Linked DNA regions of Homo sapiens: all the other regions are linked to region 1. The links are chromatin contacts, found by Hi-C in ENCODE. All regions are on one chromosome and are shown on one strand. Each heading gives the region's core, a stretch centred on a gene start or an enhancer-like site at or near the end of the contact. The rest is flanking DNA. Distances are from core to core; before and after follow the strand shown.

Evidence for each region. A loop is a pair of places that touch in the nucleus more often than their neighbours do. Pooled maps may share reads with other maps.
Region 2: a loop to region 1 is called in a map with no recorded cell type, with 4 times the contacts of the local background. The contact joins two enhancer-like sites. A Hi-C loop is called at or near these places in 7 of 168 maps with a recorded cell type or tissue (B cell, CD4-positive, alpha-beta T cell, CD8-positive, alpha-beta T cell and 4 more), 7 of 37 single-sample maps with no recorded cell type and 16 of 50 pooled maps.
Region 3: a map of Calu3 shows a loop between it and region 1 (9-fold over the local background). The contact joins two enhancer-like sites. A Hi-C loop is called at or near these places in 5 of 168 maps with a recorded cell type or tissue (A673, Calu3, IMR-90 and 2 more) and 9 of 50 pooled maps.

The regions. Positions count from the first base shown.
Region 1 is chr6:20,563,428-20,566,697 of GRCh38, reverse strand. All of the region lies in intron 4 of CDKAL1 (CDKAL1 threonylcarbamoyladenosine tRNA methylthiotransferase), which reads right to left. Among named protein-coding and RNA genes, the nearest start is that of CDKAL1, 31 kb to the right of the region's middle. Within about 2 kb of position 1,782, at least 4 of the 41 ENCODE cell types and tissues checked have a DNase peak (open chromatin) inside an H3K27ac peak, as active enhancers do.
Region 2 is chr6:24,281,869-24,285,138 of GRCh38, reverse strand. The region is part of intron 6 of DCDC2 (doublecortin domain containing 2); the gene reads left to right. Among named protein-coding and RNA genes, the nearest start is that of KAAG1, 73 kb to the left of the region's middle. Within about 2 kb of position 1,743, at least 4 of the 41 ENCODE cell types and tissues checked have a DNase peak (open chromatin) inside an H3K27ac peak, as active enhancers do.
Region 3 is chr6:23,649,219-23,652,488 of GRCh38, reverse strand. No RefSeq gene overlaps it. Among named protein-coding and RNA genes, the nearest start is that of NRSN1, 480 kb to the left of the region's middle. Within about 2 kb of position 1,653, at least 4 of the 41 ENCODE cell types and tissues checked have a DNase peak (open chromatin) inside an H3K27ac peak, as active enhancers do.

The sequences.
Region 1 (3,270 bases), core at 533-3,032:
CCAGTGATGTCTAGTTTTCATTCTTGTAATATTTTCTCACTGATATTAAACAAAAATCAAGAAAAAAAATCAAAAGATGTTAATAAGCCCTTGCTTAATAAAACCAATGACCCAACTCTCTTTCCTAATTAAAAGCTTACAGTACTTAGAGTGCTTACTATTTTCAATGAATGTTCAGACATAAAGTCCTATTAAAATTATGTATATTTTATAATTTCCTCCATTACTGATACATGCTTAAAGAAATTGATTCTGAGATACATTTTTCTTGTTCTTTTTCAGTTCTTGACACAGACTAGTGAGTGGCACTATGGACTAACAAGCATATTCAACCAACACAGAGGATCGAAATTAAAAAGCTATAACATATTAACATATCTAGGCCACACAGAAGGGTCATGAGGCAAGATCATCAGCATAAATTAGCACATTATTACAAGGCATCTAAAGGAACCAGGCAAAATCTGCATGACAGATCTTTCTTTCATAACGAATATATAATGCTATTTGATTGCATTTCTTTTAATCACAAGTATTATTTGGAGGGAAAATACTCGTAGTCTAATATCACATTTTACTACCTACCCAAAATTGGAATTATGGACAGCCAGGGTATGTATGGGGTTGGAGAGGGAAGCCTGTTAAAACCATTTTTGGGACACTTAACTATCTTTGTCCATTTGTCCAGAAACAAAGGGGTTTAAAAAAAAAATCACTGAGTGCATTTTTGCTTTTTCTAATTTTCCCACAAAAATCTGAAAGCATTAAATCATTTAGGAAAAAAGCCTTTGTTATTTACCAAACCCACAGAATTACACATCTACTAAAAGAGGTGAAATAGCAGTTCAGTTTGTTAATGAAGCCCTGTTTTTTCATCTCTACAGTAAGAATATCCTAAGACTACGGCCTCTAGGGTATTAAAGAGTCACAGTATCTTCTTTTTATTTTTTATGCTACTCATAGCTCACAGAACCACTGTCAAATACTGGAAGAAAATATCTATATGATAGTCTTTAGCTACTGGAACTGTTGCTGAATAATCAAATCCTCCTGTAATTATGCATTTTTAAACAATTCAGACAAATCGCATATGTAGCATATTACTAACATCAACAAACCCTGCTAGAAGAGTGAACATTTAAATATAAGCACATATACTCCCATGAACATAAAAACAAACCTCTAACTGCCAACTGTGCCTTCACTTCCCCCAAGCTATATACATTTAGTAACTGAGACAGTCATTTCAGAGTTAGGAGGATGGGTTTTTAACGGAAAAAAATGTAAACTTTCTTTCCAAGGCATGGTACCCTAAAAAGTGATTTTCAGAGAGAAATAAAAACTGAAACATACAAATTATATTGCCTCAAAATAGTCCCTACTTTTAAGTAAAGGAAACAGTAGAAGCACATCTGAAATTATTATATCTTGGACTTCTAAACTTACCCCCACAACAAAAGTAAAACATTTTATAATAGTAATGGAACTGTCTTGTGCTTTTTCACCCCTGTAAAAATCACTGACAAATGCTGTTCATTTAAAAATATATATATATATAGATAGCTTTGATGGGATAAAAAAATATCCTACTTGTATTCTCTTTCTAGGTCATAAACTACATTGGATGTAATAGGCTGTATAAATGAACAATCAGGAGGTTTCCGTCTAACTGTATGGGAAGTGTATTCACCACATCCTGCTATATAAATAACCCTCACTTCAAGTCAAATTCATATTATCTAATTTTTGCATTTCTCACCCAGAGAAGCTCTTCGCAGGACCTGGACCTAGATTCTCCTCTCATCACACAACTGTGAGTAGGAAATTCAAGCAATGAAAGGTTTTGCTACATTTTCAAAGGTACTTTTAAGATAAAATAACTTTCTAAAATGAATAAACCTGGGCAGTGTGACCTAAAAGCCACATAAATAATTTATTTGTGGCTGTCATGTTTTAATCACTGGACTGTTTTCAGAGGCTTAAAAAATTTAATGGTTTTTGTTATACAAAAGCAACTAGGTTTTCCATGAAACATTAGCTGTCACATTAATACAAGGTTTTATCATTAATTACAATGGATCACACAGGAGTTTATATCTACAAAATGATTGTTAAATATCTGAATTTCCAAACCATTTCAAAATAAAAATGAAACCTGGTCCTAGTAAACTTTACATGAATTAAAGATCCATTTACAAAACAGAAAATTAAATGTAAAAAAATAACCTCAATTTAAAACATTTGTAGATAAAACATTCAACACACTTTTTCATCAAAAAATGCAAATTAAAATATTAAACATAGGTAAACAGTGCCATCTTTTGGTATATTTAGGAACTGAGCTAAATTGTACAAAAACATCTTTAACAGATGAAAGGTGAGTAGAGCAAAGAATTCAAAAACCATCAGTTTATCATTTTATAACATTTAAGCTTTATAAATATATTAGCTTTTTTGGAGATGGGGTCTTGCTATGTTGCACAGGACAGACTCAAATTCCTGGCCTCAGGTAATTCACCTGTCTCAGCCTCCTGAGTAGCTAGCATTACAGGCACAAGTACCAAGCAGGCTATTTTTAAACTTATAAATATTTCCAAAAACATATTACCTCACATTTGTTTTCACTTCAATTTCATGAGATTAATAGAGCATCATTACATTTTAAAGACACTGAGGCTCAGAACATTTTAGTAATTGATCCCAAAATCCCTCAGTTAAAAATGATTGAGCCATCGCTGGCTTAAAATTGCTCGTTTTTACATTCCAACATTAATTCATTAAGCTTAGATAATGAGCCAAGTTATATAATTATTCTGTATTATAAGCAATGAACAAATTTTTATATTAGTTAAGATTCTGTAAAAATCGTTTGATTGCTTTTAGTATTTTTTGTATAATTTGGAAAGGAAAAGATACTTATGTTTATTAAATGAAGAATACACATTGACTACATTCACACAGCTGCTTACACTTCACAAATGCAAAAACTTTTAATCCAATATAGTATTCTTCATATCTCTATGTTAATGAGAAAAAAAAAAAGCCCTCGTTGGCTAGGTGTGGTGGCTCATGCCTGTAATCCCAGTGACTAGGGAATTTGAGATGGGAGGATCAGTTGAGGTCAGGAGTTCAAGACCAGACTGGGCAACACAGTGAGACACCATCTCTATAAAACTAAAAAAAAATTAACAAAAATATTTTTAAAAGCCCTTGTTTATGGCTTGCACATGATTTTACACCACAATATAAAAAGCCGTTACAAATGGAAAT
Region 2 (3,270 bases), core at 494-2,993, 3.7 Mb before region 1:
CCAGGAACTGTAGGCACTGAGCGTATAGTGGTAGATAGATGAGGACTTAGATTTATGGTGCTTTCATTCTAGTGTGTGTGTGTGCATGTATGTGTGTGTGGGGGGGAGGGTATGGATGGGATGAATGGGAGTAGACAGACGATCAACTAGTAAACAAATGTACAAATAGTTTCAAATGGTGATAAATGCTATGGGGAAAATAAAATGTAGCAGGGCATTGATTTATATAAAATTGTCTGAAACTGAGACCTTAATGATATCTAACACAGCCAATTGTGCCAGGGATGAGGCCGGGGAAGAAGAGCATCCAAGGCAGAGGAAACAAAGTCACACAGGCCCTTGCTAAAGAGCCTGGCATGTGAGGAGGGCAGAAAGAAGGCCGTGAATGAAATCGGAGAGGCAGGCAGGGCTCAATCATATAGGCATGCAAAGAGTTTGGATTTTATTTCTTGATGGGGTGCCATTTGAGGGTTATAGGGAGGGAGTGATATAATTTGCTTCAAAAAAAATTTTTTTTTTTTTTTTTTTGAGACAGAGTCTCACTCTGTTGCCCAGGCTGGAGTGCAGTGGCATGATCTCGGCTCACTGCAACCTCTGCCCCACGGGTTCAAGCAATTCCCTGCCTCAGCCTCCCGAGTAGCTGGGATTACAGGCGCCCGCCACCATGCCTGGCTAATTTTTGTATTTTTTTTTTTAGTAGAGACGGGGTTTCACCATCTTGGCAAGGCTGGTCTTGAACTCCTGACCTCATGATCCACCTGCCTCGGCCTCTCAAAGTGTTGGGATGAGAGGCGTGAGCCACCACGCCTGGCCTGCTTTACATTTTTAAGTGCTCATTCTGGCTGTGGTATCTCTAGAGAAATGGTTTGGGGCAAGAATAGAAGCAGGAGGCAGTGGGACACGTACAGGTATGTGATATAGGTGAGTCCGCTAGGTGGCCGCAGTGGGGGCGGACATCTATTATAACTCTTCTTTGAGTATATTGTCATTGACTGATTCGCTGATCCAACAACTATTTATTGAGTTCATATGATGTCCTGGGACTGTTCTGGTGCTTCAGGGCCCAGAGATTCTGAAGTACTAAATGCACGGAGGTTACATTCCAGAAACAAATGCACAATACGTGTGATATACACCAGGGATAAACATGAATAAAAATACATGAAGACATGGGAAGAGGAAGTGAGAGAGGGTGCTATTTCAGCTGGGTGGTTGGAAAGGCCTCTTTCAGGAGGTCACGTTTGAGTAGAGGAGAATAACCCCTGGCACAGTGCCCAGTGCCTGGTAGGTTCTCACAAACTCGGCTTAGGCAGTGTGTGAATGTTTGGCATTGAGCCACACAGAACTTCCTATGCCAGTAAATCCAAAGTCACAAGCTCGATTTTTAACAGGATTAATTTACTCCTTTCCTTTAATGAATTGGTTCCCAGGAGAATGCATGCATTTTATAGATCATTAGCTGCCTGGCACTGCGAGGAGGGGTGTGAGTGAAGGGGACTGTGTGGGGAGAGCTTAGCTTCTGGCTGTAGGAACCACTGCAAAATCCATGGGGAAAGCACCCTAAATTCATGATGCAAATCAAAGGGGACACAGAACTAGAGTTTTAGAAATTTATTTTTCCCTACATGGCTTTCTAGGAATTGCTCTTTTGCATATAGAAGGGAGTGTGGATGAGGGACTGGTAGAGCTTGAGAGAGAAAGAGAGAAAGCAGCTGCCATAGTGTACACAGGGACCCCTGCTGGTGCGTAACTGAGTTGGTCAGGGAGCCTGGGGAATGCCTTGTGCAAAGCAAGACAGACCAGAAGTCATTCCTTTTATAGCCTCAGTGCTGCGGGAGTCACAGAAATTAGCATGTTGAGAAAAATTTTAAGTTGTGATTCTAGCCTTAAAAACAAAAGGAAGATGTAAATAAATTATCTTAAATTCGCTGAGCTTGAAGAATAAACCCATCTGCAGAAGGCTGTTTTCTAGTGACAAGGTGACACCATGTAGAATCATAGCACCCTCTATCGGAAAAGACGAAAAAATTAGGAAAGTATTTGAAAGTGAAAGCCAACGACTAAATGATCTTTTGTTGTCCTTATTACCATTTGGCTTATACATCTTATGGTCAGTAGTTTACAGGATCAAATATTATGATTTCTACGGTTTTGACAAAAAAATTTCGTTATTATTCAAGTATCACAATGTCACTGTGAAGCAAGTTATACACATATTAAGATGAATTCCTTATACTCCAAAACTCCATTTTGCCATGGGGGAAACTGAGGCTGGTATAGGTAAAAGGGCTTCTTACTCTTGTCATCACCAGATATGCAGATGAGAGAAATGTCAGGTGCAGTCCCCGTCTAGTCCCTACCCCCCACCCCCAGCTTATAATGTCTCTGGGTGCACCCATGAAATACATCGTGAAGGCTGCTCACTGAGGCAAACCTCTCACGAAATTATTTTAAATTTGATGTTTTTTGGTCTATATGTTTTTGGCACATTTTCATGGGGACTGGAAATGAGTTTTTATGCTAATGAAAAAAACCTGAGTTGGTTGGATCTAGTTGGAAAGAGCCTAGGGAACTGTTTAAGAAGTATCCCAATCTTGGCCAGGTGTGGTGGCTCACGCCTGTAATCCCAGCACTTTGGGATGCCAAGTGGGGAGGATCATTTGAGGTCAGGAGTTTGAGAGCAGCCTGGCCAACATGGTGAAACCCCTTCTCTACTAAAAATACAAAAATTAGCCAGGTGTGGTGGCGGGTGCCTGTAATCCCAGCTAATCAGGAGGCTGAGGCAAGAGAATCACTTGAACCTGGGAGGCGGAGGTTGCAGTGAGCCAAGATAGCACCACTGCACTCTAGCCTGGGCAGTAGGGTGAGAGTCTCAAAAAAAAACAAAACAAAAAATATCCCAATCTTGGTAGAGTGAGGGATGATTGGAGGCTGTTTTAGGCTTTTTGTTTGTTTGAGCCAGAGATTTGGTATTCCTTTTGGATATACTGATATGCATGTGAGACAAAGGGCAGGACAGTGGTTGGAGTATCTCAAGGGGTCTAGTTTTTGCATAGGACACCCTGTCAAATTAGGCTGCTTCTTGATTTCTTCCACTTTGAGAAAAAGCCATAATTTGTTACTTCTGGGATGGCTGTTTTAGGGAACCATACTATGTAATAGGAGTTTTTAGTGCTTTGGACATTAGAAAGTTTCAGTGTAGTAGAAAAATCAGACCCTTAGAAAGTTAATTTATTTATCTATAAAATGGTGATAATAATACTTATCTAT
Region 3 (3,270 bases), core at 404-2,903, 3.1 Mb before region 1:
ACCTCCTCACCTCCTCCAGCTTTAGCAAGCACACATTACAGATCCACCAATGTTAAGTGTGAGAAGAGAGGACTGGGAAAGGGAATAGGGCAATCTTACTTGGCCATCTGGTTTTCTTTTCTCTAGGTCTTGTAGATGGCTAAAACTCATCTCTTACGTCTTGGGATGCTGTCATTTGCTGTTGCTGACAGTCATTGCTGGGGACTGTGCATGTCAAGGAGAGTCTTGCCTTGGGAGGCTGCATTTCTATTCCAGTGGTTATTTTGGTTCTTTCAGCAGCTGTTAGCAACTTAGCACATACGTCTGGACCTCCGGCACACCATCCCTCTCTGTGATCCTAGTATACAGGAAGCAAGAGCAGCCCACCTTGTCTTCTTCTCCTTCAAGGTCTACATCTGTTCATTGGCAAACACTTTGCCATCTTTAGCTACATCCAGTGCAATCATCTCTATCCTCTTCCACAGGCTGCTTAATTTTCTTGGGCTTAAGCCATGCCCTAAACTTTGTGACTCTCTCAAAAGCAATGAGCACATTTACAGTTTTTTCAATTGTCCTTTTGAGATGCCCAGAGGTAAAGGACACTGTGAGTAAGCTCTACTGTTCCTTCTTGGGGTAGGATGTGGACTTTGTGTGTTAGCTATACTTCAATGACAAAGTTGAAGGCCTTACATCATAACTCCTATTGTTCTCTATTTCACAAAGTGTCTTAAAATTTGTTGTCATTCTTGAATCTCAGCAACCCTGTTAGATAAAAAGACAGGTTATAGCATCCACAGTTGATAGATGGAAAAATTGAGATCTGGAGAGAATAAGTAACTTATGCAAGCACAGGAGGCAGCTAAGTTAAAACAGTGCTTGAGATTAGAGATCAGATTTTCTGATTACATGAAAACAATTACTGGTTATCAATAGGGATCACACAGTCCTGGGAGGAGGTGGTAGATTTGGGGAAATGTCAGAATGGGGAAACGAGAATGTGTAGTTTGGGAAAAAATAAAAGCAAACATTCCCAGTGTTTGATTTGTTTTTCATTGCGTTAGTGGTATTTCAAATAACTGTGTCTGTGAGACTTTTATATTTTTCGAAAGGAGACATAGATAAAAAAATATGAAGGAAAACTACACTCAAAATAGGCCGCTTCACTGGTTGCCATTGTCTTAACTCAGCTGATCTGGTGTGTCAGAGTTAAGACACTTTGATTTTATGTAATGCACTTTACCAAGATGACATTTATATTGAGATAACGAGTGAATTTCTTATTCCAGTTGAGATTTAAGAATTATCAGCATAAATGACCCTTTAAAATTAGAGATAATGAAGACTTTAAACCTTAAAATCCCTGGGAAGTTTTTTATTCAAAAAGCCAAAGAGCTAACCAAACAGAAATAGACCATAAACCTGAACTCTTACTCCTCCTGCTCCCTCCCACCCTAAGGCCCTCTGATTTTTCTGGTTTATTTTAGGCCCATACAGAACAAAACCCTGGCTGTTCCTTAACAAGTGAGAATGACTTGCCCAGACACACAATAAAACATTTGTGACAAGCGAGCATGCACGCCCTTAATCCAGATCTTGCTCAGCACAAGGTACTCTCTGGCTGCCTGATTCAACAAAGAGCCCTCTGTCCCTGCTCCTCGCGGAGGCTGAATGCCAATTGTCTTAAATCTGATTGCTCCTTGAACCCCAGTCCCCTCGTGGATGCATGAGAGTGCCACCCAGAATGCCAGGACCCATTAGGCTGAGCTGACTGAGGAGATAGCTTTAAATCAGATTTCCTTTATCTTCCTTCTCTAAAAATTGTGGTTGTTACCTTTATGCTTGTTTTTCTTCTCTCCAAGCCCTTAAGTGTTCACTCCTCACGGCTCTCCTTACCCAAAGCAGCTGCTTTTTCCACAGGGTCAAGCTGCGTTACCTTCGACAAAGATGTCACTAGTCTGAAGCAGCCTTGATTCTGTTAGATATCCATCCTGGGGGCACACCATTGCATGGTGTACTAAAAAGCAAGTAATCAATAGGAAACAAAATACCTGGCCATAAACAAGTTGAAGAATGCTTTGGAGAGGAGAAAAGGGAAAATAAATCGAGAAGGCATTACTGAGAGGCCTTCGTTAAAAGAGAGGAGAGTAAGATGGCCTTTTGATAAGCCCTTGATATAGCATCCCTCCCAAATCTAAAGTTGTTCACAGCTCATCCTGTACTCTCTTGTTTATTTTAATAAAAACTAGAACAACTTATTTCCAACTGTGGAAGCAATATGCTTATTGTAAAAAATGTAAAACCAAAAAATACGAAAAACTGAAAAACCCCACAATTTGGGAATATATTAAGTTGTCTCTCTCTCTCTCTCACTCTCTCACTGTCTCTCACACACACACACACGGTACAGTTTATTTTGTAAACAAATTATTTTTCTCTAAAAGTATGTTATGAATATGTTAGTAACAAATAATATCTGGCTGGCATTTTATGTGGTTATATCTTTATTTATTGGTTTTGCTGCAAAAGGCTTTATTGTCTCCAACTGGTTCACAGCTTGAGACACAGGGCCTGGAGCTTTTTAAATACCCTGGAGGTACTTAAACAGCTGCCTAGTGGATGGAGGTACCAGAAGCCCTGGTACCAGGCGATGCAGAGAAGCTTCTCAAACGACACGGGCTCCAGAGCCTTCCAGTGCTGCTTCACGGGGAGGTTTTGGAAGACAGACTGGCCCAGTCCAGCCTGTGAAGGGTGGACAGGTGGTCACCGGTCTTCTTGCTGAGTTCTTTTTCCCTCCTCGTCTAGGAAATGGCTCTCTAGGAAGTCACCAAGATAGAGTCTGTGCGGGCAGAACCCAGGGCAAGCAGATACAGAAGGACCAGCTTCTGGTTCTTCTCAACAGTCAGGACGGCTTCCACAGCATCCAGGCTTTTACACCCCTCATCTTGGGGCACTATCTACATATCTTAGAAGAGGGTGCAGCCACCGTGCCAATTATGCAACTTCAAGAGATGCTGGGGCAGTCCCCTGTAGTTTGATATCTTTGAATGTCAAAATTATTTAGCTATTCTAATTAGCATTGCAATGGAAATCTTCATTGCTACATCCCCAATTATTGTGGCAAATAACTAGTAACGGAATTTTTAAGCAATAAACAATGCACCCTTCAAAATGTGTTAATATTTGTTATGATCTAGAAAATTATTCCTTCTTCATACATACCTGTTTTGAAAAACACCCAGCCTCGTATTCTTCATGAAGACTACTTTGAATGAACAAAGCTATTATTACAAC